Regions from separate parts of the Mus musculus genome. Here all the other regions are linked to region 3. A link is a loop called in an ENCODE intact Hi-C map of the cell type or tissue named here. Cell type or tissue: heart. All regions are shown on one strand. Each heading gives the region's core, and the rest is flanking DNA. Links, peaks and the distances in the headings are about the cores only. Region 1 holds the start of Mfsd1 (major facilitator superfamily domain containing 1). Region 2 holds the start of Gm25919 (a small nucleolar RNA gene). Region 3 holds the start of Shox2 (short stature homeobox 2). Region 4 overlaps Rsrc1 (arginine/serine-rich coiled-coil 1).

Region 1 (7,889 bases), core at 1,502-6,501, 600 kb after region 3:
ACAGACCAGTCCATGTATGTATGATCTTTCGTTGGTGGTGTAGTCTCTGGGAGCTCTGAGGGGTCTGATCTAGTTGATATTATTAGTCTTCATATGGGGTTGCTATCCCCTTTAGCTCCTTCAGTCCTTCACCTAACTCTTCCATAGGGGTCCCTGATTTCAGTCCAATGATTATCTGTGATTATCTGCATCTGTCTCCATCAGCTGCTGGTAGAGCCTCTCAGAAGATAGCCATGTCAGGCTCCTGTCTTCTGCCATCCTCATGGTAAAGTTTCTGTCTTTTTAGAACAAGTTTTAACAAGATTAACAACTCATCCACTTAATGGCTTTGATTCTTCCCTTCCCATCATGCAGCTAATTATGGACTCACTCAATAAATTCACTGGCTTATGGCAAGAATCTTACCAGTTCACCTGTCCCCTACAGAGTGCACAGAGCTCCTTTGCCTCTAAAATGGAATTGCCTGTCTCTAGATTTTATTTTCCCAAATGCCTTCCACAGGCTCAACAGCCTACTCTGCTTGGAGACATTGCTTCCTCTGTACAGCCCTTCCTAGAGAGCACACATCACATGTAGAAAAGTTGGGGTCAGGTAGTCGGAGTCTCAGAGTTTATTAAGCACAACACTGGAGGTATATGTAGATGAGCATTCTCAGGCTGTACGCATCTGGGAGGAGAAAGCTGAACTTGCTGGTTTTTGCACACAGGAATCCACTAATCGCTTCTAGACATTTATACTTGGACCAGAGGAAGAAGGCTTTGCCAGTTCTGAGCCTGACCCACAAGGGAAGGCTTTGCAATTTACTATGGGCCTGCGGCCTTGGGCCTTGTCATGGATGTGCACTTGTCAACAACACACACTCATGGTGTCCCTCACTCAGGGCTTCGTCGGCTCCACACGTCTCCTGCCTAAGTCTTAATCACATTAAAAGCTAAATAGTTGGGATGACAGACATGTGATTCCATACTCAATTTAAGGGTGTTGAAATCTTATTTGAGAGTAAAGGCCTTCACATTATGAAAAAAATGATTTGGGATGAAAAACTATATGGAAATAAAGCACAGTCGGAGGAAATGTCAAGTCCTACACACACTGGTGATTCTACGTAAGCAACACGTAAAGGAATAAACCCTGGGAGCCCTGCTGAAGACATGGAGTCAAAAAGAGAAAGAGAATTTGTAGAAAACTGAAACACATCCATGGGAGAAAACACAGACCACACACTAATGGCAACAATTAAGGCCGATTCCTTTAACTGATGGGCTACCAAGCATGGGCTCATGCTTCAGTCTCTAGGTGCCAAAGCTCAGGTGTCATTTTAAAAGGCAAAACCCACAAAGATAAAAATTTACATCAAAGTTAGATAAGGGTCAGCATAACCTCAAAATTTTATTATATTATATATTAATACTTATCATTATCATCTCAGACATAACATGCCAATTATTTTTTGACTTACATCTTCAGTTATTTGAGTTTAAATTTGTATATACATTAATTAGTTTGGTGAATATGCAGACCACAGTCATGGTTGTGGAAATCTCAAATATGTAGCCAGGGTAGACATGACCCACTGGGAGGATAGATAGCTGAGAACTGTCTAAGCAAACACAGAATGAGGTCAGGTCCAGAGGGCATTACCCTGGGCATTTCATTAAGACACAAGTGACTATCATTCAAAAGAAGTCCAACCTCCTTCAACAAGAAGTACAAACTGTCTATACTATCATAGCCATTTTTACTTAGATTTCTAAAGGCAAAAACAAAACAAAATAAACAAACAAACGAAACAAACAAACAAACAAAACCCAAAAAGCCAAAAAGTGGATTAGAGATACTGGCAGCCAGCCTCTTACCTGTATTTTTGACTTAGCCATTAGACTTGTCTTAGTTAGGGTTTCTATTGCTTTAATGAAACACTATGACCAAAGCAAGTTAAGGAGGAAAGGATTAATTTGGCTTATACTTCCACATCATAGTCTCTCCCTGAAGGAAGTCAGGACAGGAACTCAAACAGAACCTTCTGCTGGAGGCAGGAGCTGATGTAGAGGCCATGGAACAGTGCTGCTTACTGGCTTGCTCCTCATGACTTGTTCAGCCTGCTTTCTCATAGAACCTCAGACTATCAACCCAAGGGTAGCTGGGCCCTCCCCAACAGTCATTAATTAAGAAAATGTCCTACAGCCTTGCCTACAGGTTCATTCCATGGAGGCATTTTCTCAACTGAGGCTCCCTCCTCTCAGATGACTTCAGCTTGTGTCAAGTTGACATAAAACTAGCCAGCACAAGACAGTAATCTATACTGTGGACAAAGCCAAGGAATGTAAACTGATGGTCTAGGCCCTTCATTGTAGTACAGCTGATGCTGAGTGAAAGATTAAGCCCAAGGTGGGGTATGACCACTGTGCTGGCAACTGCACAGTGTTAGTCAGGGGAATGCAAGGTAGACAGCAGGCTATGCATAAACATTCCAAACGGTATCTCTCTGACACAGTCCCTCTGCTTCCCCATCCCCCATATTTGGATCTCTTTGGAGGGCCCAAGCTAGGAGTCTAGAAAACACTCAAAAGTCCTCCTCCTTTTTCAAATCCCAGGTGCTATTGTTTAAGCAAGTCCTCATTTAGTCACTGGATCTCTCCTTGGTGCGATAGCTCCAGCTTTGAGCCTCTCACTTTCACTTCTGCGGCACGCTTTACAGCTATTTAGCACCTAGCCTTGCTACACTCAAAATTCTACTGCAAAGACTCGGCAAACCTAGAAATGTGGGGTAGAAGGCTGCGCTGCCAAATCAAACTTCTCAAAACAAACCTAGTGGTCTCTATACTCTGCTGGACATCTCTGAATGGCTCCTCATTTAGGATGTTCGTGTTTCTACTTTACTCGACTTTCCTCTTACTCCAAGATCAGTATAAACGTGTAATTATAAACGTATAAAACCCAGAGGAATTCAATAACTCTTTCAGCTGCAGTCACCATCCATCCACCCACATGATTAGTTTCTGTCCACCTAAGGAAATTCTCTCACCCATATTCAGAGGTGAGAGAATTTGTCCTCTTTTCTAGTACATAAGTGTCAGGTACATCATATGCTGTTCCGTCAGGTCAACTTAACAACTCTTCATGAAGAGTTGGCGAAGTGAGGGAGGGAGGACTGAGCTGGGTTCAGGTCAAGCCTTCCACCACGACTTCTGCACCACCACTTCCTACTGGTTTTAAATCAGATGTTAATGAGAACCCGGTCGCTCACTCCCACTCCCGACCGGATCTATACCCCATCGGCAGAACAGAAAGGCAGCACGGGAGCCCGGCCACCACGTGAGCAACCGTTCACGTGAGCACGGAGAGGCGTGGCCCGAGCAAGTCACGTGAACACACGTGATCACGTGAGTGCTGCCGCTGCCGCTGCCGCCCTGCCTTTGCTTCCTGCTCCGTTCCAGGCTGCAAGCTGATGGAGGACGAGGATGGGGAAGATCGGGCGCTGCTTGGGGGCCGCCGCGAGGCGGACAGCGCAGTCCATGGCGCCCCTCGCGCTCTGTCCGCGCTCTGCGACCCCAGCCGCCTGGCGCACCGGCTCGTGGTGCTGTCGCTCATGTGCTTCCTTGGCTTCGGTGAGCGGGGCTCGGCTGGGGCAGATGATAGAGGGATTCCAGGGTTCGCGCTGCTGCCTGGGCTCGGGAGCCCGCTTTTTCCAAGTGTCTGGAGCGAGGTGACGTTTGTTCCTCCAAGCCCCGGTGTTCAGCAGCTCCTCCCTGGGGACGCAGATGAGAAGGAAACTCAGATCTTTCTCCCGGAGAGCTGTGCTCCCGAGAGTTTCAGAACGTTGCTGGGGGAATTTCAGAGCGTGACTAAGTCCCTCTTCCTCCCTCCCCAGGCGACCCCTCCCATTCCCCAGTGCTTTCCTTTGTATTCTTTTAGAGCTCGGATCCGCTTTGGATAGTGTTCACTGCTAAGTACACCTTAGTAGGAGTCTTTTCTTACCTTTCCTCTGTGAGACAGCCTTGCAGGACCACACTTGTTAAGTTGGTTTCACTTATGAAATCTGATCTGGCGCAAAACACTTTCATTAGCTACTTTTAAAGACACCCTTCCCTCCCGTGTTACAGTTTTTAGTTTACATTGAAACTGTTCGGATTCGTAACAACTGGCTTGGCTTGAAAGAGTGTTTCAGGGGGATCAGATTCAGAAATACATGCACCTGGTTTATAAAAGATACTTTGGGCTTCGGTTTCTTTATTTTTGAGAAGATGGTACTCATTTGCTTTAAAACGTATTGAGCTGATAGTGGTGGCGCCCTTTAATCTCAGTACTGGAAGACAGGGACATGTCTGTGCGCTAGAGAGGCCAGCCAGGGCTACAAAGTGAGATCTTGTCTCAACCAACCAACCAACCAACCATGGTATTGAATTTCTTATAAGCAGTTAAATCCTGAAGGAGAAGTTTCTAGGTTTAGAATCAATAACCAGTAAGCATAGACAAAACACTTGAAGAAATTGTCCCTACTCAAGTTGACAGTTTATTTTTGGTAGGTAGATTGGGCTGAAAGTTTGGGTTTGAGAAACTAGAGCCGCCCTGTCGCTAGCTGCCTTCTCCACCTTTGGACCGCTAGCTTTGTGTATTTACAGAGTCAGCGGGGAAACAGGCAGTGTTACCTTGGGGCTTCTTCAAGCCTGTCAGCTTTCCCCGCTCCCAGGAGACATTGCCAGTTTTCATTTGATCCCTTAGACTGGCGCTTGTGTTGTTCTTGTTTCTAGCCCAGTTTTCACTCAGTTATTTGCTCCTGGGTATTTTTGTTTGTTTTTGTTTGTTTGTTTGCAGGATCAGGATCTATATCAAATACTGGTTTGGTTTGAATCTCTGAGTTACCTCTGCTTTCAAGAAAAGTGAGGACCCAGCTAACGTGCACCTGTAGAGGATGCTTGTAGACTTTTTTTAAGTAAGGGAAATGCAGCGATTTCATGAAGATGTTAATACAGTGATAAGCATGGGAAGAAAGACGGAAACGAAATGATTAAAAGCAGTTGATGTTGACCTCTTTATCAGGTTTCTGGTATATGCTGTGTATGCACACCACTACCTTGTGGAAGTTCTTTGGAATGGTAGATCAGGAAGTGGTGTAAAACAAACACACAAGCAAGAAAAAAAAATCTGTTGTCATAGTGTCAGCCATAGTAAACCTTAAACACCTCCGGGGAGTTACTAGTTAGGAGTTGTAACTTGAAACTCTTATATAGATATTATCATTCCGAGTGAAATATGTGTTCTTCCTTTTTCTAGGCAGCTATTTCTGCTATGACAACCCCGCTGCCCTTCAGACTCAGGTGAAACGGGTGAGTTGATTTTCTCCGTTCTTGTACTGCTTTGCTTTGGAGCACTCACTTACAGATGCTCAGATAGAATGAGCTCTCAGGTGCCCCATCTGAGATGTCCACTTTCTCTTCTAGTGTCTGTTATCACCACACCCACAGGCTGCAGAGATCAAATTTGTTTCTCTAAAGAACTCCTGAATAACATATACATGCCTCGAGATGGTTTTCTTCTTTAGGTAGATAATTATGGACTCTGCCCACAGTGTTACGGGAAATGCTAGTGTTGGTTGGAGCTTTGCACTCCTCTGAACCATTGAGTGAGTGGTGGGACAGCTTTGGCCTTCTTAGATAAACTTTGCTGTTATTTACTTTTATAAATGTGCATACTGGTTGCTGAGTATTGGCCCTATCTGCATTCTTAGTCTGGTTTTGAGTTGTAAAACTGTATTTGATATTTGTTGTTTTTTGGGCATTTAGACCATCATTATGTGCATTTTAAAAAGCCATTAGGCAGAGGAAAAATGCATGGGCTGTCCTTTGCATTCTAGGAGGGGTTAAAGAGGATAACATCTGTAAGACTAGGCAAGGACGATTCTTTTCTGTTTGGGAGGAGTCCATAATGGAGGTGGAAATGAAGAAGGAGGAACGTAGGAGACAGAAAAGGGCTGAGTTGGCCCCCATGCCAGTGACAGGTCCTAGAATCCATGAGGCCTGAGACATAGTATGTGGACTTAAGATGTTCCCAGGTATGGCTGTTATTCTAAGGGCAAGGGTCGTAGCTTCCAGAGTCACAAGGAAGTAACAGTTCACACATGGTTAGGAAACATACCCTGTATAGATACACAGCTGTCACTACGTTTTGTTTTGATTCGTTAATTGCAGAATCTGTGTGGAAAAAAAGTTTTCTTTTCTCTCTATCCAGGACATGCAAGTGAACACCACGAAATTCATGCTGCTGTATGCCTGGTATTCTTGGCCCAATGTAGTTTTGTGTTTCTTGGGTGGCTTTTTGATAGACCGCATATTTGGAATACGGTAAGCTTGCAAAAAAAAGTCAAATTGTGGGTAAATTTAACCTGGTTATTAGAATGTAGGAATGGGCCAAAGTTTTTCTTCAAAGAACTGAATAGACTTGTGTGAATTGACATATGGTGGACACGAAGAGTTGATTTTTGTTTTTAAAGATTGATTTTGGCTCTAGACTCGATCCTTGAAGCCTGGTTGGTTTATTAATTAGGATCAGGCCTAGTAGATGCTGCTGATGGGTCGAGGTCATAAGTTATGCTCTTAAATTGGGTTAGACGAACTTCCTAAGCTTCAGCTCCCCCCCCTCCCCTCAGTAGGGGCAATAATTCCTACCTTACAGGCTTCTACAGGGATTAAGTGAGATATGGAGTTGTAAAGTCTTTGCACATAGGTGGAGATACATCCCTCAGCTCTGGTAAGATTTAAGGATCCCCCCTCCCCCACCATTTCTGCCTGTCTTTGGCCATTGAACTTTTTGTGGCTATGGTCATTTGATGCTGAAGAGGAATAGTCCCTTTGCTATTAGCTTTGTCACTTTTCATCTTTCTCATTGGCTGTGTTTCAAGTGGGACTTAGGGACCATCAGCTGGGGCTCTCTTCAGAAGGCAGAAATGGAGCTGCGGAGTGGTTCTAACTCTTTCTGAGGGATAAGGGTTGAGACAGCCTTGTGTGCTTAGATTTGCTGGGGTTGCTTCTAAGAATCTTAAATAGTTGAGCGTTAAGGAAGTGTTTAGATTTTACTGGGTCTCAAGGGATGATAGAATTAGCTTAAGTTTTAGGGAAACTCTTTCCACTTACATGGAGGAGGAACTCCTTTTAATAGGGGTGATATAAATCTTTGTGGGACGTTGAGTTTTCCAGTTTTAGAGAAGATTCAGGCCATGATTTTAATGTTTTTGAGTGAATTTTAGCTTCAGAAATGCAGTTGGCTCTGATGACTTTTGAAGAGTCTGCTAAGGCTGCTATTATGTGACTCTGGTAAAATATTAATAGACTGTAGTTGGACCTGTAACTCCATTAACTTGGCATAGCCATGTCTTCTAAAAGTAGTTTTTAGTTACCAAGAATTATAAACTTAGAATTATCTACTGTAGAATTTCCTGGAATCAATTCTAAATTGATAGTAAGATAAAGATTTATTTTGTGCACACGCACACATGCCATGTGTGGAGCCAGTACAGGAGTCTGGTCTCCAGGAGCTGGAGTTACAGGCAGTTATGAGCTGCCTGAACCAGGATCCTCCTCAAGAGTAGTGAGTGGTCTGTGCTACTGAGCCTTCTTACTAGTCTCCGGCTCTAAATGCTGCGTAGAGATTTAATAAAGAATTTCCATTTCTAAAGGAGAACTTGGTGAAGATGATTTAAGCTTTAAGAGGTGATAATCGTGTAAACGAACCTGTGTCATTGCTGACCCTCTGGAACCCTGCCAGAACTCTGGCCTTCTGTATGTTAGCATTCGGCCCTGGAAGGTTGCAGATGAGCGTTCACCTTCCTTGGATGCAGAAAAAAGAAAAGAAAGAAAACCAAACTGGTTATTAGTATAGGACTCTGTGATTAC
Region 2 (7,889 bases), core at 1,368-6,367, 590 kb after region 3:
ACACAGAACAGTCATAAAAGGCATTTGAAAAGTAGATTTATTAAAATAAATTTATATTTACTTATTAAAATAAATTTATTAATATAAGTTTGGTCATTTGTGTTAGATATTGAGTGTGCTATTTTATCCCCAGCATGATATATGGGGATGTGAAATACTCCCTACAGGCTTATGTGTCTGAAGACTTCATCCCCAGTTTGTTGGCATTGTTTTGGTTCTGTGACATTTCATAGAGTGTTTGGGCTGTGTGGCCTAGTAGCAGAAGTTAATGACTGGGGAAAACCTTAAAGGTGGTGACTATTTAGGGTCCCTTGCTCTTATCATGAGAAGCTGCCGGTGTCTGGCTAACCACTGCAGACACCATGCCTTCCTTGCCATGACAGACTGCATCCCTTCAAACTGTGAGCCAAAATAAATGTCTCCTCCCATAGCATGGTTTTGTCAGACATCTGGTCATACAATAAGGAAAGTAACTAACACGGTACCTGTTTTTATTCCCAACATGCCAGCCTTTCTGGTCTTCAGGACAAACCAATTGTGTATCTTCCAAGGTAGATAACTTCCCTCTCTTCCTCTTAAAACCTTTTTTCTTTTTTTGGGAAATGTTATGCATGCATGTTTTGCCTGCATGTATGTATTGTACCACATGCATACCTGGTGCTGGTAGAGGAAGAGGGCACTGGATCCCTGGAACTGGAGTTACAGAACAGATGGTTGTAAGCCATGATGTGCATGCTGGGAACTGACCCTAGGTCCTGTTCAAGAGCGGCAAGTGATCTTAACAACTGGTCCACCTCCCTGCCACTCTCCCTTCACCAGCTTTTCAAACTAGATAAGAGGAACATGCTGCCACTCTGGCGGTCTCTGCATTATAAACATATATTCCGCCATACATATTAATCCCACGTACGTTACACAAGTTTCTGTTGCTGTGAGAGATTCAGCTGGGCAGAGGAACAGTCTCTGGGACATCTTTCATGGCTGATTTGCTCTGTCACATTGCAGTTTGTGATGAGGCTGAAACACTGTGGTGGGACAGAGTGGTAGAGGAGAGCGGCTCATCTTGTGGTGGCCAAATGTCAGGGGAGAGGGAAGGATGTGGGGGAGGGGGGGAGAAGGGAAGAGAGCAGAGGGGTCTGGGGCTCGATGTATTCCCAAGGGCAGTACCCCAGGTAGACACTCCCTTAACTATGTCCGTGCTGTTTCCCCTGTATATCTTTCCCTGCAAAATTCACAATTCCATTTATCTTAAAGACTGAATACATTTCCATCTGATGTATGTACATTTTATTCACTCATTCACTCATTGATAGGCATCTAGGCTTTTTCCAGCTATTGTAAATAGAGCAACAGTAAATGTGGATGTATAAGCAGCTCTGGGTGTGCTGAGTTAGATTCTTTAGGACATGTGTCTAAGACTGCTATAGTTGGATCACGGGGTAGTTCTAGTTTTATTTTAAAAATTCCCATATTGGTCTCCATAAAAATCTTTGCATATTGATGCACTCCAGCAGCTCATCGATGGGGTAGGTGTTGGGGTGCGCTGATTCAAAGCCCTGGATCTGGGCCTGAGAGGTATCTGAGCTGGTCAGCCTGCTCACACTCTCAAGCCTTTGGGGTTGACTCACAAGTAGCCTCCACAACCAGAACCAGTTTTATCCTGTTGTCCAGGCAAGGTGCAGGACCAGCTCTCCTGGGTGCTGAAGCCAGGAAGGGACAAGGCTAGTTCTTCCACTCTCAAGATCCTTGGATAGCTTTCCTACCTGCCATAGGTGGTGAGGGCAAAAAGGAGGGGAAGGGACCACACAGCAGACAAGAGGCAGGACTGCCTCTCCCATGCTCAGGCCCACAGACCAGTTTGCCCATTCTCCCGACACTAGGGTCAGTTCTATTGTGCTGTCCAGGCAAGATGCAGGGCCTACTCCTGAGTGCTGCAGCTGGTGAGGGGCGGGACCAGTTCTGCTCTCATGACGTGCCCGCTCTACCTGTCGGGAGCCATTTTGCCTGCTTCTATCAGGCAGGGTCAAGGCAGGCCAGGGTCGGCTGGCAGATTTCCTGGCCTGTTGATGAATGAAATGATAAGGGGATATACTTGAAACTCAAGGCGAGGGGCTGGATGTCCTGCTAATCTTGGAGGAAAGAACAAGGAGGCCTCTGGATGGGTATAAATATCTAGTGTACATCAGCCATTGTCTATGCTGGCTTGTGACTTTGTTTCCCACAATACTATAAAGTATGTAAAGGTTATGAGAAACACATTTGGGGCTGGCACAGTATAGACCTGCAGCCCTCCCGATCTCTAACCCTTGTCTCTGAGTCTTCCTTTTCTATAATCCTCTCACTCTCCCCTCAGATGACAGGGACTCTGCCACAGACGGGACTCTGCCACAGACGGGACTCAGTGGGTCCTCCTCAATCCGTGCGAATCAAGGCCTCGACCAGATGGGCATAGAATCGGAGGGTGACAAACAGAGATGACATGAGAGAGTGTGTTGTCACAAAGTGAACACCAGTCTTATATAATACAGAAAACAAAGGGGTAGGATGTCACAGCAGGCAAAGTACATTGAAGTATCTGACACAAAACAGAGGAATGACTTGAAAAGGACTTGAAAGAACCAGGTAATATTTACAATAAAGATAAAACAGCCCTGCCAAGGGTCAGCTAATGACAGGTAAGGATTTCACACCTTATTCACAATTTGTGCTACTCCTTTGAGCCTTATGAAAGCTAGCACCAGGGGGTCTGCTCTAGCAGACCTTCTCATGAATAATGCAATACCACAACCCCCCTATTTTCTAGGCCTTGGCAAATACTTGCATATGAAAGTAACTTGGCTGTAATGACGATTCTAAAATATACTTTGCTAAGCTTGCCCTGAGATTTCTATCTCTTAGCCAGTAAAATACTCTAAGAAAGCATGCAAGACCCTCCACAATATTGCAGGGACAAATCTGTGGCATTCTAGCTATGGGAATGCCAAGGTTCCAGGAGGCTGAGTTTCCTTGAAACTCTTTGCCTCAGTACTGCTTCCAGGTTTCCAAACCTGTAATGCGAGTCACTACTGGAGTGGATGTTGCAGGACTCCTCACCAGCAGGACCAGGGCACAATCCCTGGTGAGGGGAAAAGGGGAGGAGGGTAGCTCTTCCTTGTCCACACCACCACACAGAGAGCAGGGCCAGCTCTCCCACGCTCATATCCCTAGGGTTGGCTCACCAGAAACTCCAGCAATGGGAAGTGTGTGTGTGTGGGGGGGAAGCTCTCCTGAGAACAGCATCTGGCTAGGGTCAGGGGCAGCTTTCCTGCACTCACATCCCCAGGGCCAGCTATCCTAGATCCAGGTGAGGGGTAGGGATGGTTCTGCATAGCTCTCAGATATCAGCATGTCTCCAGGTGGCAGCTCAGACCAGGGGCATCTCCCAGGCCTTGGTAACAGGTCTGTGGTAACAGACCCCTGCTGCTGTAGGGCTACACATATCCCCCACCTCCTGTGGCAGCATAGGTCAGGACCCCATCATGGTCCCAGTTGGCATCACCAGCCACTCACATCATCAGGCCATTCCTCACTACTCTCCAATCTCCAGTTCTGTCTCTCTTCATTGTGTCCACATCCTTATGTTTTTCTTTCCTCTTCCATTTTCCCACCACTTACTTGCTCCTCTTAGTGGCACCAGGGTCTTTGAGTGTCTGGGGTTGTCTCAGGAGTGGTTTCATGAGTGCTATGTCTTGCTTCTCTGCATTATGACACCTGGTAGGGGTCAACTCTGACATGGTCTGTGTCACTGCCCCCAGGTCTGCATGGTGCTGGACTGATTGGTGGTCATCTCAGGCTTGCTTCTCAACCAGGGCTAACAGTCCTGGGCAGGATTCTTCTAGTCTCCGGCTCACTCATCACCCTAGGAGCCGGTCCCGACCTGCAGCCTGTGCTGTACCAAGGAGCTGAATTGGTGGTCCTCTCATGCTAGCTCCCTGTCCAGGCCCCCTGGTGCTGGACTGGTGTGGCCTCAGGCTTGCTTGTTCTCAAGGGATGTCAGGCAACTTACTAATCATCTAGATGTTCACAAGTCAGCACACTGAGCATAGACGTAGCCTCTCTTCTCTGCCACCTAGTGGTGGACATGTGACAGCAGCCACACCTGCAATACTTCTAGGGGAAGGGTGTTTGTTTTCTTGATATTAACCTGTATGGCAGAGAGAGAGAGAGAGAGAGAGAGAGAGAGAGAGAGAGACAGAGACAGAGACAGAGACAGAGACAGAGACAGAGACAGAGACAGAGAGAGACACAGAGAGAGATTCGAAGTAACTTTAATTTGTCCTTTCATAATGGCTAAAAGGGTTAAAACCCTTTTCAAATATTTATTGGTCATTTTTGTTTCTTCTTTTGCAATCTGTTCACTCAATAGCCCTTCTTGCAACTGGGAAGTTTAAGAGGCTGTTACATTCTTGCAGTTCTTTATATATTTCTGACCTGCCCAATGCAGAATTGACAAGGATTTTTTCCCCTAATCTGTAGGTGGTCTCTTGTCATTGTTTCCAGCATGTTTTCATTGGATGTTGTCCCATTTGTCAGCTCTAGGGGGCGATCTCATGGACCATTCCTTTAGAGGAAGTACTTGCCTGTGTGGAGATGCCCATCCAGATAAAAGAGGCATTGAAATGTTGCCCAATTTCTACAGTCACAAAGTTTCAGGTCTTAAGGACATCAATACACCTTGAGGGTTTTTGGGGTGTGTATGTGAAGTATATATATCTAATTCCATTCTTCTGCATGTGGATATCCCTTTCCCCAGCACCATTTGTGAAAGAGCGCCCCGCTTTGCAGTGCTGGGGATGGAACCTGGGGCTTTGTGTGAACTAAGAATACACTCTACCACCAAACCAAGTCCCAGCTCTGCAGTTATGCTTTTGACACCTGTAGAAGAAAAAGCAGAAGCAGCAGCAGCAGGAAGAGGAGGAGGAAGAGGAGGAGGAGGAGGAGGGAGGGAGGGGGGAGGAGGAGTAGGAGGGGGATGGAGGAGGAGGAGGAGGAGGAGGAGGAGGAGGAGGAGGAGGAGGAGGGGTTGACACACTTTGGTAACTGCAACCAAGTGGCTGCATCTGGGGTCCTCTGTTTTACTCCATGATAAGTTTGTGCCAGCACAATGCTTTTTTAATTGCTATGGCTCACAAGTTCAGTGAGGCCTGGAGGTTGAATGACCTCTCCTGATCTACCCGTCTTCCCCTCCCCAGCACAAGAACTATGGATGCAGGCCATAATCAGAGCTTGATGTGAATATCAAGAACTCTGGTCTTCATGCTCGCAAGCACTTCGTCTATTGAGGCATCTTTCTAGCACCCGCTTGAGGGCATCTTTAAAGCAACAAAAAAGGTAGGGACTTTGTTTTCTAGCCTTACACATATTGGGTGTTCTAAATGCTGCTTTTATCTGGATGGGCATCTCTTTCCTCAGACGTGTGGAAATTTCTGCTACTGAGTCTGTGCAGAGTTTTATTGCTTTATCTCTGTCCTGGACTGACTGTCTTCTAACCGCCATGTCTTGTCTTCCAGCCCTGATATCCCATTCTCTCTGTCATCCATTCTACTGATGAGGACTCCCACTAAACTTTCTATTTAACTTACTGAAAACTTCAGAATTTCAGATTTTCTTCGGTATTTCTATCTCTTTTATAGAATTCCATTTTCATATTCTATATAAACTTCTTTATTTTTTTGTTTTCTCTTGGAATTCATTAGGAGTTTGAGCCCTCTGATTTATTTGATCATACATAAGATAATTATTTTGAATTCTTCGTCTTAAATTTCATCTACTGCACTCTTATTGGGGGCCCTTACTTTGGGATGGGGCATTTTTGGAGGACGCACCTTATCTTGCTTTTCCAAGTCTCTTATATATTTTTAACATGGGAGTGAAAGGATGTTCTAGAAGGGTGGATGCTGTTTTGTCTGCTAACTCTGTCTTGACCAGGTACCTTGAAGGGTGCAACATCAGAAATGAATGTTTATTTCTTATCCTTTGTGCTGTTACCAATGTTGGTAGGGTCAGATCCAGGGCCCTGGCAGACCTAACAAGCTAGACTCACCCACCTTCTTCGATGAGTCTTTTAAAGAGACAAGGAAGAGTGAAAAGCAGAGATTTATTTGGAGTGGACACACTGGGAAGAGGAACAGGGGGGGTTCAGGAAACGCCTTCCTTGTCTACCTTTAGGTTTAAATGAAGGCCCTGGTCAGGGGGCTTCCACCCAGCATGGACCCATCAATGTCTCATTTTGTCTTTTCTGCAAGGTGGTCTGATGTGATGAAAGAACAGTGTAAAATCTCTTTTGTTGCAGTAAATCTCCAATCCTAATAAGCTTGTGTAAAAACCACACAACCCAGTTATTATATTTATAAGTTGTACACCTAGATCAGGCGGATCCACCACTACACTAATCTATTCCCCAGCTAGGAGATCCCTGGCTACTTGCAACTTCTCCAGACCATGCAGCTCTGCTCCATCTTCCTTCCACCTCTTCCTCTGACTTTCCCCTACCCTTCCTCCACTCTCTAAGACCTCCGGTCCCACCTTACCCTTACAATGCCCAACCACAGGCTCTAGCCTTTATTTGACCAGTTAGAATGGTGAGAATGTTCACATGAAATCACCTGTCCACTCCTAGTAGGGGCAGCCGCCCTTGAGGAAGCAGAATTAACGTCAGAATACAAACAGCACCAGGGCAACCCACAGTGCTCTTTTCTGAGTCACCCTGGATGCCCACCACACTCCCCACCCCTGCCTTCCTTCTCTCAGCATAAGATTCAAGGGAAATGCCAACTCCTTGTGGTACTCTCTCTCAACAGTTGTGTAGTCAAAGAGATGGGCACAAGTGTCTCTCTCCTTAGGATATCTTCAATCCTGCCAAGACGTTACAGTGCCTTCTTGGCCAGACTGTAAGAGTTCATGTCTTCAGATTCCGATTCCGATTCAGTCAGAGTGTGCAGAGTGGCTGGTGGTCGCACTACTGGAGAGTCCTGACTGAAGCTCAGGTGATAGGACGTTCAGTCTGGATTTGGAGTCTGACCACAGTTGCTGGTTCAGAATCCTGGCATTATTGAGATCATGCGCTATTCTCCTTGCATGACATATAGGGACTTTAGACTTTAACTGGACACCCCCAGCCACATTCAAAAATACACTAGCCACAAGCAGTCAGAACAACAGATGTGCTCATGGCTGCCAGTTGTCGTGCCAGTGTAAACCATCTTGTCAGAGAAGTCAGCTCTGAGGAAAGCCTTTCTAGTCACTTTTTGAATGGCTGTGCAAAAGATGATGCAATGTATGCCCACTTCCTCTCAGACAATGGTCTGTGCTGCAAAAATGGAAGTGCCGCTCCAGTCACTGATGATGGTGGCAGATCTCTGTGTGAAGTTCCCAGAACATGGATGGCCCCCACCCTCACATCAATACCTTGTACTGGGTTTGCTAAGTTCTTCTTCCATTTGCTCTGGACAGCAGGACAGCTCACAGCTGTGGAGAAAAGCATAAACCCAATATCACAAGGTAGACATCATTTCAAAACCTTACCTATATTCATGTTGGATCCAGCATGGCTAGCTACGCAGCTACTATTAAAAGTAAACAACCGAACAGACAGAAATACACACTAATACTGATTTCCAGTGGGAAAAATAAGCAAGAACACCCAGGAAAACACTGAAAAGCAAAAGCTGTGAAGAGGGCTCTGATCGGTCAATGAGTCACAGCTAAAGGCTTCTAAAATAAGAACGGTAAAGAAACAGAGAGGCCAGTAGAGTTGGGGCGAAACCCTCAGGAGGGAACTGAATACACTGGGGAGTTCACTCCACTCACCCCGGTGAGATTGAACTTCCACTAGATGGTGTTGGGTTAGC
Region 3 (7,889 bases), core at 1,618-6,617:
GTATAATAGAAGGGTGGATTTCATGCCAGGGTGGCATCCTTTGTGTGACTCACATGGCCTGAGGCTTCTTGACTCTTTTTTCCCCCCTAGAAGAGTTGGAATGGAGATACTATTACTCACGGCTGCAATAATTATCACGGTTTTAAGGGGTTGCGGAGTCTCTAGAGAGCTCAGCACAGGCTGCAAAGCAGAACAGGCTTAAAAAGGGAAGGCTCTAGGATTGACGTCGTGATGACCAAGGCGGCCTATTATTATTTTTTCTCTGTCCACTTTACTGCTCTGTTTTTTCCCCCTGATCCTATTACAAGATGCGGGGAAGCCCCATAAGAATTGTGCATAGTTCCTTACAGATGGTGGTCTCTCCGCCCAGAGACCCAGGGAGTATCTGTTACAGCGATACTTTGTAACAGCTGCAGATGTTCTAGCCTAAAACTGCTCCATGTGTTCAAACAAATAATGACCATCATTTTCTCCCAATTTTATTATTTGAGCGGAAATACAATCTGAAACGTTTAAATTTGTTCCCTATAAAGCTGGAAGGATATGTATGTGTGTTTATAATTCCTCCTTTAGATTATCCTCAACCCCACCAATAATGAAAAAAGCTGCAGTTCTGACCCCAAGTGATATTCTGAAGGCCAGGCTTTGCAAACATCAATAATACGATGTGTATGTTGTTTTAAAATGGAGTTTTCATGGGTTCAGGTTCTTTGCGTTGGTTAAGTGGAGGAACAAAGGGTGGGCAAACATATTCTATGCCCTCTGTTTCTCGCTCAGTTAGAGACCGATCCGCTAGCAGTACACTGTAAATTTTTGCACTTAACAGATGCTAATTTTCTTTATAGTCTGTACATCCATAAACCTAATTGGTATATCCGTTTGGCAAACCTAGACCCTCAACGAAACCCAACTCCAGAGAGCAAAATACTCGTTGTAACTTTTAAGGCTTCAGAGATAAAACGTTTTCTATGGCATTTTTTTTAAGGCTTATAAAAGTAGGCCCATTAGGATTAAACCACATTAAAGACAGCGAGGGGCTAGGGGGGTGTGGTTAATAGAAACTCTGGGAGCAAGCCCAGCACAGCTTTCTTTTTCAGCGAACATATGTTGGCTTAGGAGTGAAAGGGGCTACGGGATCAAAACCCATTTTAGAAAATAAGATCTTTAGAAAAGATGTCCCCCCCCTTTTTTTTTCATCTCACACCAGACACCTGCAGCTTCCCCGCAAACATTAGGTATAGCACTCTGACTTTCAGGACCCAGCCTCCACCTCCTCGCAATGGGGGTACCTGTACTCGGGCCTCAGAGAGCCCCAGTCGCTGGCTCAATTCCTCGCGCATGAAAGCGTCTGGATAGTGGGTCTCATCGAAAAGCCTCTCCAGCTCGTTGAGTTGTTCCAGGGTAAAATTGGTCCGACTTCGCCTCTGCTTGATTTTGGTCTGGCCTTCGTCCTCCATCCCTTTCGCATCGTCTTTGCGATCCTTCAGTTCAGGGGACACTGAAGAGGGCACCACGGAAGGACCACACGTGCGTCGGAGCACGCACCACCACACACACACACACACACACACACACACACGAACAAAAAAAAAAAAAAAAAGCAAGACAGTCTCATTACCAGATTTTTCCAGAAGGCTAGAGACTCCTAAACCCTGGGAGCGCGGGATCCCTGTGAAGACCTGGAGAGAGGATGGGGTCTCTGAGACCCGCAAAGTCTCGTCTGTATAGCTGCCTGGGGACAAGGTGGGCACGCGGCTACCCAACTCAACTGGGGTCTTAGCTTACCCTCTCACTACCTGTTCCCTTCCCTTCTGTCAACACCAAATGCATTCCTGACCCTATGGCACTCACTGACCCACGCACTCACGGAAATCAAAAGCGCTGCGCGGGCCTCTCCCAGAGCCCGGTCTCGGTTAAAGGGCGCGGCAAGGCCACGCGATGGCCTCGCACGCCAGCTATCCCCAGAGGGCTGTTCCGCTGTCCCGCCAGCCTCTGCTGCCTCTGGCCCTTTGCCTCCCGCAAACTTGCTGGTCTAATTTAGGAACAACTGGGCCCGCTGAAAGGTTGCAGCAGGAAAACGAGATTCTGGTACAGCGCTGCGCCGAAAGCCACGTCCCCGGGTACCCAAGGGCTCGGACCAGACCCCTACGGATGGTTCCATCAGCAACTAGGCAGTCCCTGTGCTCCCTGCCAGACTCGGGTCGGATTGGCACAGGCAACCACGCCATGTTGGCGGCCTGGATGACTGGCCGCCCACGCTGGGCCAGAAGGGTAGAGGCGGCAAATCAGACAGACTCTGGTGGTCAGCAAAACCCACCGCTGCATCTGTCCTCTCCTTCTCCCTCCCCGGTGGAAACCAAGGATCGACCCTAAAGGCTTAAACCCACTGAGATCAACAGGTTCAAGCAGAACATTCCTCGGTTTCTATTGGCTGTTCAAAACCTTTTCATGCATCCAGCCGCTCGGATGTTTAATAAAATATGCATTTTCCCCCTCACATTCGTTGCTACTTTGCTGTCCTTCCATGTAAAAGATAGGAGCTCTGGCAGTGTGAGCAAATAGAGCCACACGAGGGGTGGTATATATGTATGTCAAAAGGCAATGATGAGGACAGTCAAAGTCAGGCCCATATCAATACAAGGTCCACCCAACCTTCATCCTCTGCATGATTTGGAGATGGATGTCCACTGTCAAAGCTAAGTTTAGATAGTAGAGGCTGTTTTTGATTCCTCCCAACCCAGGAACCGGATCAACACAGAGGGGAAAAAATTAAGTCGAAAGAGCCAAGCTACAAAGAAATTAACACTTGCCCAGAGCTTGGAAATCAACAACCCCAGCAACTGGCTCACCCAGGCTTGCCAGGGCTATGTAACCCGAGTCTCAGAGCTATGAACCTTGAAGGGTTACTCTGGGGGCCCCTTTATCATTTTACCCTATCACGTTCTAAATTTAGGGGAACACGGCCGGCCGGGATCTCGGTGAAGGCAAAGCGCCCCATCTTGCCCCAGCTTGGCATTCTATACAGTAACCTTATTTATTGCCTGTATTTCTGCTTCTCAGAGTTCATTTTGTGGACGTTTGTTCTTCCTCCGGGAAGGAAGTAGATAAGGTCACAGCAAACATTAGGGGTCAATTTAATAGAAAACATTACTAGGACAATCTCACTAACATCTTAGTAAAATTTAAACAGGAACATATATTCTTCAGATGGGAAGGTGGACTGGCTTTGTCTGTTGTCACCCCCAGAGTGGATTCCCCTCAAAGTTTAGGGGCTTCAAAGGAAAACAAATCCAAATTTCAAGTTGATTAATAGACTTAATATAATGTCTCTTTCGCCCCCAACTTTCCACTTAATGGCCTAAACAGGAACAGACCGTGTTATAAACAAGTTAATTGCTTGCTTAAATTTGTGATTCTACGCATGCCACATATTTTCTTAATTGGAAAAATATGGCAGCACACCAGTTACTGCAGTACCGAGTGCCAAATTAATTTTTAACTTTGAGTTGATGGACGCTTCACCGGTTAGATAAAGCCTTTTTCTAACACTGCTCTCTCCAAAAGTCTCTCTCTCTCTCTCTCTCTCTCTCTCTCTCTCTCTCTCTCTCTCTCTCTCTCCATCTCTTTCTCTCTCTCTCCTAAAGTACTGCACGATTCTAGCCAGTAAAGAAATTGTGTATGTAGTGTCCTCGTCGTCGTCCCCCACCCTCTACTCCTCAATTCCTCCACCGAGAGGGAATCACCTTGGCCTGGACCTTTGGCTGGCTCCTACCTTAACTGTTCAGTAAGAATGTGAAGTTTGGTCCCCAAGATCCGGAGATTTGGGGGCTTTGCAGAGTTACAGTGGTTTTGATGGCAAATCTAAAGAAGGGCAATGTCGTGTGGCTCTCCTCTTTCTCTCCCCTCCCCTTCTCTCCTTTAGGCTTAGGAAAGGGGTTCTGGCAAACTCGGGACTACGGGCTAGTTACAACCGGCCTCCTAGTGAGCCCCTGCCGCACCCCTTCTCGCCGCGGGCCACACAAACTTCGCCGTCCCGCAGCGCGGCCCCATCCTCCCGCTCGCGAAAAACATATTTCGGTGCAACCGGAGCGACAGAGAAGGGTGCGCGAAACCCCACGCCCTCCCCCACGCGAGGACCCCACCCACGACGGAGCAGTCTGGCCTCCTACCCCTCCACTATCCCGGTATCTCCCAAAGCTGGGGTCCAGGGCCCTCTGCGATGCCGCCCTCCTCCCGCTCGGGTCCCGGGTCCTCTCCCGCCCCGAGGATAAGGGAAGGCAGTAAGGGGAACCGCGGCCGGGGGCAGGCCGTTACCCTCCGTCAGCCGCGGGCTGCCGGGCTCCCTGCTCCGCTCCGCGGCTCCCATGTCCAGCTCCCGGACGGGAGAGCGCCCTCCTCCAGCTCCTCCGCCTGCTCCTCCTCCTCCAGCACCTCCTCCGCCTCCTCCGCCTCCGCCTCCGCCTCCTCCCGCGCCGCCGCCTCCGCCGGCCGCCCGGACTGCCGGGCTGCTGCGGTCGTCGCGGCCCGGCTCGACGCAACCGGGCTCTTTGGCCCCGCGCAGCGGCCCGCTCTCTAGCACCTCCCGGTACGTGATGGCCTCCTTCTTCTCCTTCACTTTCTGGTCAAAAGACTTGGAGACGAACGCCGTAAGTTCTTCCATCGCGGCCGCTGCCGCCGCCGGTCAACCTCGCGCTCAAGCTCTCCCTGCCGAGCCCCGCTCTTTTTTTCCTCCTTCTTTTTTTACTGCTCCAGCCCCCCCAATAATAACACATCAATGGGGCAGGGGGATGGGGGAGGAGAGGGAGGAGGAGGAAGAAGAAAAAGAGGAGAAGAAAGAAGAGGAGAAGTAGAAGGAGAAAAAGAAGTAAGAGGAGGAGGAGGACGAGGAGGAGGAGGAGGAAGGAGGGGGTAAAGGGGGAGAGGGGGGAGGAGGGAAGGGGCGGGGGCCGCCAGAGGGAAATGGGAACTGATGCTTCCCTGCCGGAGTGCGCGTGTTCAATGTTAAGATCTTTGACAATTCTTCCTGCGGAGAGTTCAGATCTGATAGCGACGCAGCTCTTGAAGTCTCACTATTTATACTTCCTAAAGGCGGGCCTCTTGTTCTGAGTAAATTACCTCCCCTCGCAACTCCTAGTGAACCCCTTCGCGGGTAGCAGGAGCGCCACTACCTGGGGTGGGGAGGAGAGGGAGTGGGGACGAGAGAGAGAGAGAGAGAGAGAGAGAGAGAGAGAGAGAGAGAGAGAGAGAGAGAGAGAGAGAGAGAGAATATGAATATGAATATTGAGGATGGAGGATCCAGGCTGGAGTCCACCGGGCTGGAGAGGGAGGGCAAGCAGGGGACCAGAGGGGGCGGGGAGAGGAGGCAGGTCCTCAGCGGTCGGGTTTTCTGATAGCCTCGGCCGCTGGTGCTCTTGGCCATTAATCCAGGATTGACAAGAATCCCTAATTAATTTAATTAAGCGTGGATTTTGCGTTGGTGTCACGACTTAGTAAAACACTGGGGAACTGGATAGACTTCTCGGAGGCGGGGCCAAGAGGAAACTGACAAGTGCATTGCAATCAGAGTCAGTGGGTATCCTCAGAGAGTACCCGACCCTACAGCCTCGCTCTGGGTGGGCATCCCAACTGCTCGACCCTACAATGATGACCCCTGGTCTCTGGCCCAGTATCGGGCTCTCTATGGTTAATAGGCCTAGCAACCATTCCAGTATTCCGTTCCTGCACCCTTTCTTGCTCCAAGCCGCTGCAGCTGCACAGCGGTGCATCCGGTCTTCACGCGCCTGCTGCGAATGGGGCTTCATTGCAGCACCTCGGAAGGCTTCACCTCCTTTTAGGATCTTCCGAACGCGCAGCCAGCCTCACTGAGTACTGGTCCCTGTAATTCACTCTACTACTTTGGAGTCAAAGCTGACTCCCATAAAGACACATCCCGCTAGAAGGGGTTGGTCGATTTAACTTGTTTCCTGAGCAGCTGTTCTCTGCCAGATTCGGTCTTAAGGTATTTTCTTACAGCCCGGTCAGGCGCAGTTCCATTTCGATTTTCTCTATGAGGTCTAAGGGTTCTTACTCCTTTTCCTAACAACTCCCTGCACCCTGCCCTTAATTATTTAGCATCTTGGGGGGCATTCTAGTTCGATTTCCTAATTCTGAAAAACAAAAGATGACTACTTTTTGAGTTCTGCGGAAAAAATTACCGATGTTGCTTGTCGCTCGACTAATTTTTGTTTACCGTGGACTGTGAAAAAAAGACTCACTCTTTGGAGGGGGGAAAACAACTCTCTTTCTGATTTATAACTTAAAAACTGTATATTTGACAATTATTTTATAAAAACTCTTAATTATATGGGGGGGGGGGACATGACTGTCTCCTCTAAGCCACGGCTTGCTGTGTGATTTGTAGCTATGCAAATACTTATTTGCTCACACAAAAGAATGTTTACATATGAAATGTTACATTTACTTGAATATGTAAACAAATATACCTCTTTAAGTGGCAGTTTGGGGGGGCATTTTCAGTATACTGAATATTAATGAGTTTTGTTTGATGTTAAAAGATAATGTTTTCGTTCTCTTGGATCCAGTACTCAGTAAAAATGAAAGCAGTTACAGGCCATTAATATGTATATCTTCTACTTATTGATTAGAACAACAAAACACACTTAGCCAATAATTTCAGAAGTTCTACCCAAACAACCTAAAACATTGGTAAAGAGAACACAGAATTGTGGTACATAATGTATTCTCAGTCGAGAATTTAAGTGTAATTTAAGACGTTCCATAACTTCTTGTAATACTAACTACATTGCACATTTAAAGGACATGAAAATAAAGCTTATTAGAAATGTTGCTTTACTTTTTCTTTGACATTATCCTTCCTTCTAGAAACATTTCCCACCCTGCTTTTAGGACAAAGGCATACCTTTACATGGTTAACAGCGATTGCATTAAACATTTAGGTATTATTGAAGTACATGAACTCTTGCTTTTATTATTTCACAAGACTCAAAACCTTACTGCTTCCTAACTTCTATGAATTTAGGAGCAATGTCACATTGAGCATCGGTCTGCTATCTGTAACACTGTAATTCCGGAGAATAATCACAGAATTTTACTCTTTTGTGAAACTGTTTAAAAAAGATCATTTAGTAATGGGATCCACTAAGTTGACATGGTGTTTCAGTAGCTTTCAACCTCTATGACGAAATACATATTCGTAAACACCTCCCAAATAGCCCCTGCTAGAAGCCTGGTAAGAGATCAGGAGACCCCCAGACGCTTCTTCATCCTTTTAACCACAGGACTTAAATACAAACGCTTATGCCATCTTCTGTACTAGAAGGATGACCACTTTAAAGGTAACCAGAGAAAGATCAGGCATGACTATCCTGTAATTTGAACCAATAGATTTCTCTATTATTTCATCTTCTTGACTCATTCTAACTATAGGGGTGGTAGATGAAGCAATGATAAATCTCCAGTGTCTGACTCCCATTTGTGTAAAGGAAGTTTAATTTAAAATTTTTATTAGCATATAATTGTATGGTTTTCTTTATGAACTTTTCACATATGGAAACATACACCTCTTCTGTTAGCCTCTTATATCCCCCCCCCCATTCCCTTCCTCGCCATCCCCAATAGTCCCTCTTTTAGGAAGTTTCAGTTTTAAGAAATTAAAAGTTTGGAAATTGTATTAATAAAAGCTATGAAGTATGATGTTTCACCAAACAGCAAATATTTTCCTGAGAAAAGACATTTCAAAGCCTTTATTTTATTTTATTTTATTTTATTTTACTTTGTCAAAGTTTTGAAAGGAACATTGACTTTAAAACTCAGGAGACAGCCTATGGACAGATACAAAAATAATCAGGACCCCCCCCCCCCAAGAGTTC
Region 4 (7,889 bases), core at 1,773-6,772, 360 kb after region 3:
TCTTAAATCACAGAGATAACTTTATATTTGAACCTAAATGTCAGTATGAATTTGTGAGATGTTATTTTTATATGAATACCTGTATTTTATAATGCATGTGATGTGTGTGTGTATTTATTAGAGCTATATTTGACTACATGTATATACATCAAGATTTATACAAAGACATTAGAAAAACAGGCACAGTCACTCATGGATATTAGTTATATATAAAGGTTATTGAGGATGCAAAGATATAAAAGATAGAAGAACCTAGTAATTGCCTTTAAGATCAGAGCACAAAGCATTAGTTTGGATTTTACAAGGCCAGCCAGCAACAAAAGAGCAGTAATTTATGAGCTCAGCGTAAAAGAATAGCATAATTGCATTAAAAATTAATGCTAATGAACACTAAAATGGGGAAGGTGGTTATGATGAAAGTTTGTATTCATCTTCCCTGGTTTGAATGATGGCTAGTGGCTTGATTAATGGCTTAATTTCTATCAATTAGCGGGGAAAAATCTCCTGTGAGACAAGGGTAAATTGAGCATTGAATTACATATCTTGCTTTTGTGTGCTAAGAAAAAAGAGCTGCGTATCTCTGATATTAGCCACAGTGACAAATGTGGTGTGCCCCGAGATGTCTGCAGCACTCTGCTGACAGGCGGGCTGTGTGTGGTTATAGGGTGTTGGATGGAGACGGCTGGCAGACAGCATTCACTCTTAGTTCCTTAGAAACATTCGGCTCCCATCTACAGAATTTTAATTAGAGTCAATAACAATTCTGGAATTAAAATGGACAGCAGACAGCAACTGCGATTCCTTATTCTAATCTAGTAATCTGGGTTCCTCAAGTTGCATGCCTTTCTTCTACCTTGTTGCGATGAAAATAAATAGAAATAAAAATAAAACTGTCCAGCAGCCTTAGTTCTGTAGTTCTGGTGAGATGATCATTTCTTATCATTGCATTAAAGTAAACATGACTACTCAGGTTTACCATGTCTTGAGCAAGCGTAAACCAATAGTCACTATAGTTGGACTGCGTAGTATCATAGAAACTGATTTTTTTTCTAACAGTTGTTGCACACAGTAAATAACAAAATCTGAAGTGAACATTTTTCCTGCTTGTGTTATTTGTAGGCTTAAGTGGAAGTGCTACTAGGTTCTCAAGTACTTTAAGTTTTGTTCATTATAAAGGTTGTAAGAATATGATGTAATAATTTCTTTAAAATTCTGTTTAAGTATAGAAGATTCTGAAAATACAATTCTATAACCCACGTCAAAATAACGTCAGAGGAGCAAGACCGTGTGTACATCTCTTCTACAAGCAGAGCTGTGTAACGTTTTGCTGCGTGAATAAGCATTAGAATGCAGAATAATTACAATCCCAAGGACATTTGTTATTTCTAGTAAATGGAAGGAGTAAGGAGAAATCATTTATTGTGTGATGTAAAAAGGGTAAATAATTCATTTTAGAAGCAATGACTAAATCACAGGTCAGGGTTGGTTCTGCCACCACCTACCCACGTGAGCTTGACTGAGTTGCTGATTTGCTTTAGTTTTTCATCTTGCAGTGAGAATAGTCAGGTTATCCCAGCAGCTGTGATGGGTAGAGTGTAAAGTAGTTAGCCCAAGTGCCTTAAATCTGACCTGTTGCTGCTCCCCATACCAGCATAGTACCATATGGCATTTAAATGAAAACTGTCTCCATCATGTTCCCATTCAAAAGGCATCACAAACAAAGCAAAAGTTTCGTGCATTAAACTACAGCAAATTTTCTTTGAACATAGATTCTTCCACTTGAGATAGATCATGCTAAGGGAAATGGCAAACCCCCTATAGCTCAGAGTATTGGATCCTGGCAGCTGTGACAATCTAGTAGCTTCCCCATTCACCACACTGCCCTGGCCACACTGTGGCCTGGACAGATAAAGCCATGGTAGCCTTTGTACCTTCTTTGAGATGTGCACAGGAATGCCTTCCAGTAGTCCTTGTCTCTCTCTGTTCGTTCTCATAGTCTTTCCTGCCACGCCTCAGCAGGAGTGAACCAAAGCCAGTCACAGAGTCAAAACAACTTGGCAGCTTTCCTGTCCTTACTGCTATAACTAAATGGCGCTAAGCATGCATCTATAGTAACATGCATTTACTAAGTATTTGTCATGATCTAATAACCTCACACGAAGCAGGAGTATCACTAGGATTTTCATGGCTACTTTTTCGTGTTACCCTTTTCTGCTGAAATGTCAGAATGTCCGGGTGTTCTTGCCTGTTTCCCCTGTCTCACATAGTTCCCTAGCTTCTTTCTGATCTCTCTCTCTCTCTCTCTCTCTCTCTCTCTCTCTCTCTCATGGGGTACCCACCTTATTTGTTTATGATTTGTCTCCTTACTATACACTCTCAGAGCAATGCCTCATGTGGTCAATGTGCTCAAGTATTTGAAAGGCAGAAAGAAGAAAGGGGGAGGGAAACTTTCACTCCTCCTAAGACATGTAGCCCATTATTATCTCACTACCAGAAAGGAGAACTCAGACCTGCACAGCTTGCACCATTTGCCCAAGGCTACGACAGCTTGTAAGTAGCACGGAAAGTTTGACCCAGGCAGTCTAAACCCACAGATTCTAAAACTATCGCTTAGGAGGCTGGAGAGATGGCTCAGTTGTTAAAAGCACTGGCTAGTCTTCCAGACGACCTGGCTTCAATTTCCAGCATTCACATAGAGGATCATCTGTAACTCCATTTCCAGAGAGCCAGTGCCCTCTTCTGGCCTCCTTGAGCACAAGCCATACATGCAGGCAAACACTAAAGTAAAATAAACACTAAAACAATGAATTTTTTTAAGTCACTTGCACATTTTATTTTTAATGTTTTAATGCCCCTTGAATTTTAGTTATTCAAAAAATATATATTAATTGCTCACTAAACAATACAGTACCCTCAACTAAGCTCTTAAGGTAACAGAGAGATATGTCATCTCTTAACTGAGGAGACAGAGCTGCCACTCACACAGAGGTCATGATCAGTGTGAGACAGCATATGCTAAGAGCCAGGTGAATTATGGAAGAGGTCTCTCTTCACACCAGTGGCAAGTGACAGCATCATTAAAACATATGTATAGGTATGGCCGTAAATGACAGTGAAAATTGAGAGATATGAAAACTTTCTAAGTAAGATATTCAGTGAAGATTCTGTTTTTATGAATCACAATGGCCCAATTTGCTTGTACTTTTTATGTTTAACTGAAATTCTTTGATAGTATGGCCACACTGAAATTATTTGTCTCATTTAACATGCCAGAGGAAGTATTTTAATATGGTGAGCTTGTGCTGGACCACCCCCCAGCCACGTCTTGTGAAAACCACTTGAAGAACCTCTGCTTCCCTTGGGACAGTGTTCACAGCATCAGCTTCTGGAAGCTTCTAGGCAAGGCCTTTCTACCTAAGGAGTCTTCTGATTTTTCAAGCTCTTTGTGGATATAATTTTGTGGAAATTTGTTTTTAAGAATGTGTTTTATGAACAGCTTATAAATGTTAAGATTGGATAGGTTTCTAATGTATTCTTTTTAAAAGAAATATTGAAGAGATATTGGTTTATGTAATGTATAAGTGCATAGCATGTATCCAGTGGTAAAAGTATAAAATCTGGTGTGAAGCTTACCATCTTCCTTCCTAAGTGGCTATTGTAACTGCATAGAATTCCACTACATTATCTAGCCTTTGGTTCTGGTTCATAGTCTGGCTCTGCTTAATTTTGCTGCGTGATTTCTTTTTTGCAACTTTTTATGATAAAGTTTATATAAAAGAAAAAAGATAAATTGTTTTTAAAAGCAAAGCAATAACTGTAAATTTTATGTTTATAAGAAATTATCTTAATAATTTAAACTTTCTAATTTTATTTACCTACAAGTTCTATTGAAAACAACTTTCCTACTCAAGTATGTTGTCTTGTTCTTCATCCTTGGAAAGCACTGGGAAATGCTTTGCAGTACAGATGCTGATTGTCTTATTTAAAACGGGATGCTCATGGTTGTTTTGTATTCCTGGCTAATATCCGAGTCAATTTAATCTGGAAATTGGGTAATACTTTGTATTATTAATGGATTTGTAGCAGTAGTGTTAGTGTATAAATATATTTTCCTGGAACAATATCATAAATAACTCAGTAACCTAGACCAACTGACCCAAATTTTTTGTTAACATAAAACGCATTTTAACTTTAGATAAGTTCATAAAATATTAATAACTGGAAAGAACCAGTTGACAATGAGCTCTTTGCATGTGTTAAAGATCTCTTTGAAGCACCAGTTGTCCTCATCCCAATATGACATCTTGGGCAATAGTGCCATCTGCTGTTGCCATCCTGTTACTGCTAGCACAGGAGGCGTTAATGTTTGTAATCAAAAAACTGGTGGTGGGGACATCCTCCTGGTGACAGGGGGTGGGGAGGAGGTATGAGATGTGGAACAGTTTGAGAGTGGACTGGGAGTGTAAATAAATAAATAATAAATAAAGTATTTTTAAAAGGAAAAGAAAACTAAAATTCTCTATTTTCAAATGAAGTTTAAGAATTGCATTGGACTTCATTTTATGTATTTCACAGTGTAAATCTGTATATCATCATTGATATACAAATTGGTGATATTTTAAAAGAAACTTTGTAAATGCTATTAGAAATTGAAATTGTCAGGAACTTCAAATAGAGCATATATATATATATATATATATACATATTCATATATATATATATAATCAAGAGTAATAACATTTCTTTTTCATAAAAAGAAATCAAAATTACCTTCTGCAAAAATAATTAATACTGATATTTTTGTCTCAAATGGGTTTTTGGTTCCTTTTTAGGAGAGTGTGTGTATATATGTGTGTGTGTTGTATTTACCAATAATATACTTGTAGAAATCACTAAGTGCTAATGAATGTGTTTCCTTCCTGGCTTTTAAACATTCTTTAATGTTATTCTTCTAGTAACTTTTGTCTTTCACGCTGACCATCAAATTCAGGAAACACCTACTTCTCTCCCCTAAGCCATTTGAACTCACCCTCTCACTCTTCCTTTGGCTTTGAGTCAGGGGTTCACTATATCACTCAAGCTGGCCTTGCACTCTCACCACACCCAATCCAGCCTTGGTCTCACAATTCTCCTGCCTCATCTCTCCAAGTAGCTAGGATTACAAGCCTGTACCATGAAGCCAGGCTTCTAATGACTTTTCCTTTCCTTTCTTCCTTTGTGGCTCATAAGATGATTCTGTGCACTCATGTAAGCATGCAAAAACATAACGGAGTTAACACAATTGGTCACTCTTAACTGGATACAGAGTTTCTTTAGGTGACATGTAACAAAGAACCTGAACTCAGAAGAGCATGGTATGTGTTGTTGGTACATTACAGTCGTTCCTAAAGCTGCAGGTGATGCTCAAGACTTGGATTTGTGGATGTCAATACTAGAATTTTGAATATGCAATCTAAAATATTTTATGGTTATTGTTTTCAGATACTATAGAGCAGAGTTATTATTATAAAGCAGAAATTTTGCATCTCCCATGCATCTTCCTGTTTTTAATTTAAGTGTCATTGTTGCTGAGTTTGGGTTGAGCATTATAAGATGAAACTCATGTGGCTTGTTTCCACAGCGTAAATCAGGCAAGCTGCCTTCTCCTCCGTGCCCTGTCACCTTGTTAGTCCCGAGGTGATTTTTTTCTTAAAGGACAAAGATAATGTTCTGTTTTCTCTAATCTTTCTTCTCTCCTTTATAATTTCTACAGTGCTATTTTAATAAGCATACTGGCCCTTTGGCCGGGCCTGTGATACCATGCTTATTTATATTAGGCACTGGTTGTATTCCCAAATTTAAAGCTACAAACACTACAAGCTTTAGAGATCAGTACTGTTTCTCAGTTCACCTCTGACATTTAATACTAATGATGTGCTTTGCAAATCCAAATGAGAGAATATGTTAGACAGTTAGAGAAAGGAAATCCAAGAGAGCTAGTAGCTGATACGTGGGAGGCAGCATCCTGAAGTCAGAAATAAGGCTTCTTGTTGAGAATTCGTGACAGTAAATAATCCTGGTAAAACTAACTGGGATTTTTTTTTTTTTAAAAAAATACTGTTTTCAAGGAGACATTAAAGTTGGTACCTTTCTTTTGTTATTTTTCTCTGCTGTCGCATTCTTCCTATGCATAGAACCTTAAAAATTACATGTTACTAAGAGATCCATTAATATTAATACATTAGCCAGACAAAGAATCTCTCATTTTATATGCTTAGTACATCACATAATTAAAATCCAGAGAACCTTTTATACTAAAGCAAAGGGAGCTATTTGCTGCTTTGCAGCACTTTGGCAGTGCGTGAATTTATACAGGAAAACGTGTTCTTCAAAAAAATGGGGACATAGGCTGCAGCTGCTCTTGCTTCTAAGCCTTCACACAGCTTCTCAGTGAGCCAAGACTGGGCTCCAATGGGAGAGCTAATCTTCCCCTTGAGTAAACAGATGCTTGCATGGGACTAGACCAATCACTTATGATTGGCCAAAAGTTGAGGCAAGGTATTTAAGGCAATATCAATTTTTATTACCCTTTGCTTTTGTGTTCTTTATGTCTGTCTCAGTGGCAGCCCCTACACATTCAGGCCAGGGCTGCTGGAGTGCAAGAGCCACTCTCTGCAGATCCTTTGCCTAAGGCCAGCCATCAAACTAGGTATCTCAGCTAAGCAAGCTAGCCACAGCCATTACCCATAAAGTCTAAATCCAAAAAAATCAAGCTGCCTTAGTTAAGTCTACATTGGCTCCTGATTGGTATTGGTACGGATTGGTATCAGTGTGGGCGAGAGTTTCAACACACATTTTTTTTTTTTTTGTCCAGCTAATGTGGAAAAGTAAGCCCAAAAATAAGAATTGACACCTGAGTCCTCCTTCTTATTAAAATGTGATCTATGAAAGAGAACTACTTCAGTAACTCAGTCATCATTTGAGCATTCATAAAAGCATCATAAAACTATGAAGCAGATAACTGTATAGCTGTACAATAGTAAAGAACGCTCTAAGGGTAGAGAGTTGCTGTGAAAGCATCCCCAGTAAAGAGGGATGTAGTATACTAGTGTCATCCAGGAAGAAGAGATGCGAGCGCAGCTCTTACAGTTTTATAAACGATGGAAGCTAAATTCACTGACGGGTCTCGGGTAGGAAAAACAATGTTTCTGAATGGTTAAGTTTTACAGTTTAACCTAGAAAACTACATCACAACTTAAAAACATGTTAGTCAGAGAGCAAGATGTAAAAATTCAAAAATAAACTGAAGCAAACAGATAACTCTATAAAATTAGTAGCATAATCAGATAGAGAATTATTTCAAGTAACTTAAAGCATAGTGATTTGACAGTTCATCAGCAGAATACATGTTAAGGTCAAAAACACTTTTAACAGCATGCATTAATACCCTTTGTGCTTTATAGTAATCATTGCCATTTTATTTTTTATCTAATGCATACCTAAATGGAAAATGAATCCTTTCGACAATATTGTTAATGCTGAATGTTTTAGCATATGAGAAGATACGTAACTATAAAATTATTTAAAATCATAATTGCTAATTTAATTGATAGTAATCAGCATATATTCATACTAAATTTTCTCTCCTAGCATATCTTTTTTCCCCATACATTAAAAAGACTGAGAAGCAGTGGCAGTTCAGCAATGGTGAATATGCCAAGTTATTGATCTGCTGTCTTCCCCTTCCGAAAGGAGTGGAGAAGTAGATCATATCACGAGGGGCAGGAACTGTGTGAGATAACCCTGGAATATCATGCCGTGGCTTCACGACTCGGGATCACATAGCAGGGCGAGCTACCCAGACGTGAACAATTTGAGCATCATTAAAACTATTTACATATTATTGTGAG

The links. A loop is a pair of places that touch in the nucleus more often than their neighbours do. Peaks named below come from ENCODE experiments on the same cell type or tissue, not always from the same donor. Only the 100,000 strongest peaks of a DNase experiment are listed, where the experiment ranks them.
Region 1: it touches region 3 in a loop (3-fold over the local background); 6 of 42 quality-filtered maps call a loop at or near these places.
Region 2: it touches region 3 in a loop (4-fold over the local background); 8 of 42 quality-filtered maps call a loop at or near these places.
Region 4: a loop joins it to region 3, with 2.0 times the contacts of the local background. A loop is called at or near these places in 16 of 42 quality-filtered maps.

What each region holds. Positions count from the first base shown.
Region 1 is chr3:67,579,370-67,587,258 of GRCm38, forward strand. It overlaps Mfsd1 (major facilitator superfamily domain containing 1), which reads left to right and starts at 3,399. Exons shown (of 16, transcript NM_025813.3): 1 at 3,399-3,608; 2 at 5,275-5,327; 3 at 6,229-6,341. The coding sequence starts at 3,449. In heart, for the core only: a CTCF peak has its summit at 3,536; a DNase peak (open chromatin) is centred at 3,522; H3K4me3 peaks cover 1,741 bases; H3K27ac peaks cover 1,327 bases.
Region 2 is chr3:67,569,132-67,577,020 of GRCm38, forward strand. Gm25919 (a small nucleolar RNA gene) reads right to left here and starts at 4,160; the gene lies at 4,029-4,160. In heart, for the core only: CTCF peaks have their summits at 4,104 (motif pointing left) and 4,326; no DNase peak of the experiment used is centred there; H3K27me3 peaks cover 2,139 bases.
Region 3 is chr3:66,976,897-66,984,785 of GRCm38, forward strand. Shox2 (short stature homeobox 2) reads right to left here and starts at 4,875. Exons shown (of 5, transcript NM_001302357.1): 1 at 4,315-4,875; 2 at 1,290-1,498. The coding sequence starts at 4,660. It also overlaps a transcript of Rsrc1 not described here. In heart, for the core only: no CTCF peak of the experiment used is centred there; DNase peaks (open chromatin) are centred at 2,115 and 4,365; H3K4me3 peaks cover 4,337 bases; H3K27ac peaks cover 1,140 bases; H3K27me3 peaks cover 3,915 bases.
Region 4 is chr3:67,340,477-67,348,365 of GRCm38, forward strand. The region is part of intron 7 of Rsrc1 (arginine/serine-rich coiled-coil 1); the gene reads left to right. Among named protein-coding and RNA genes, the nearest start is that of Mlf1, 30 kb to the right of the region's middle. In heart, for the core only: CTCF peaks have their summits at 2,754 (motif pointing left) and 4,323 (motif pointing left); no DNase peak of the experiment used is centred there.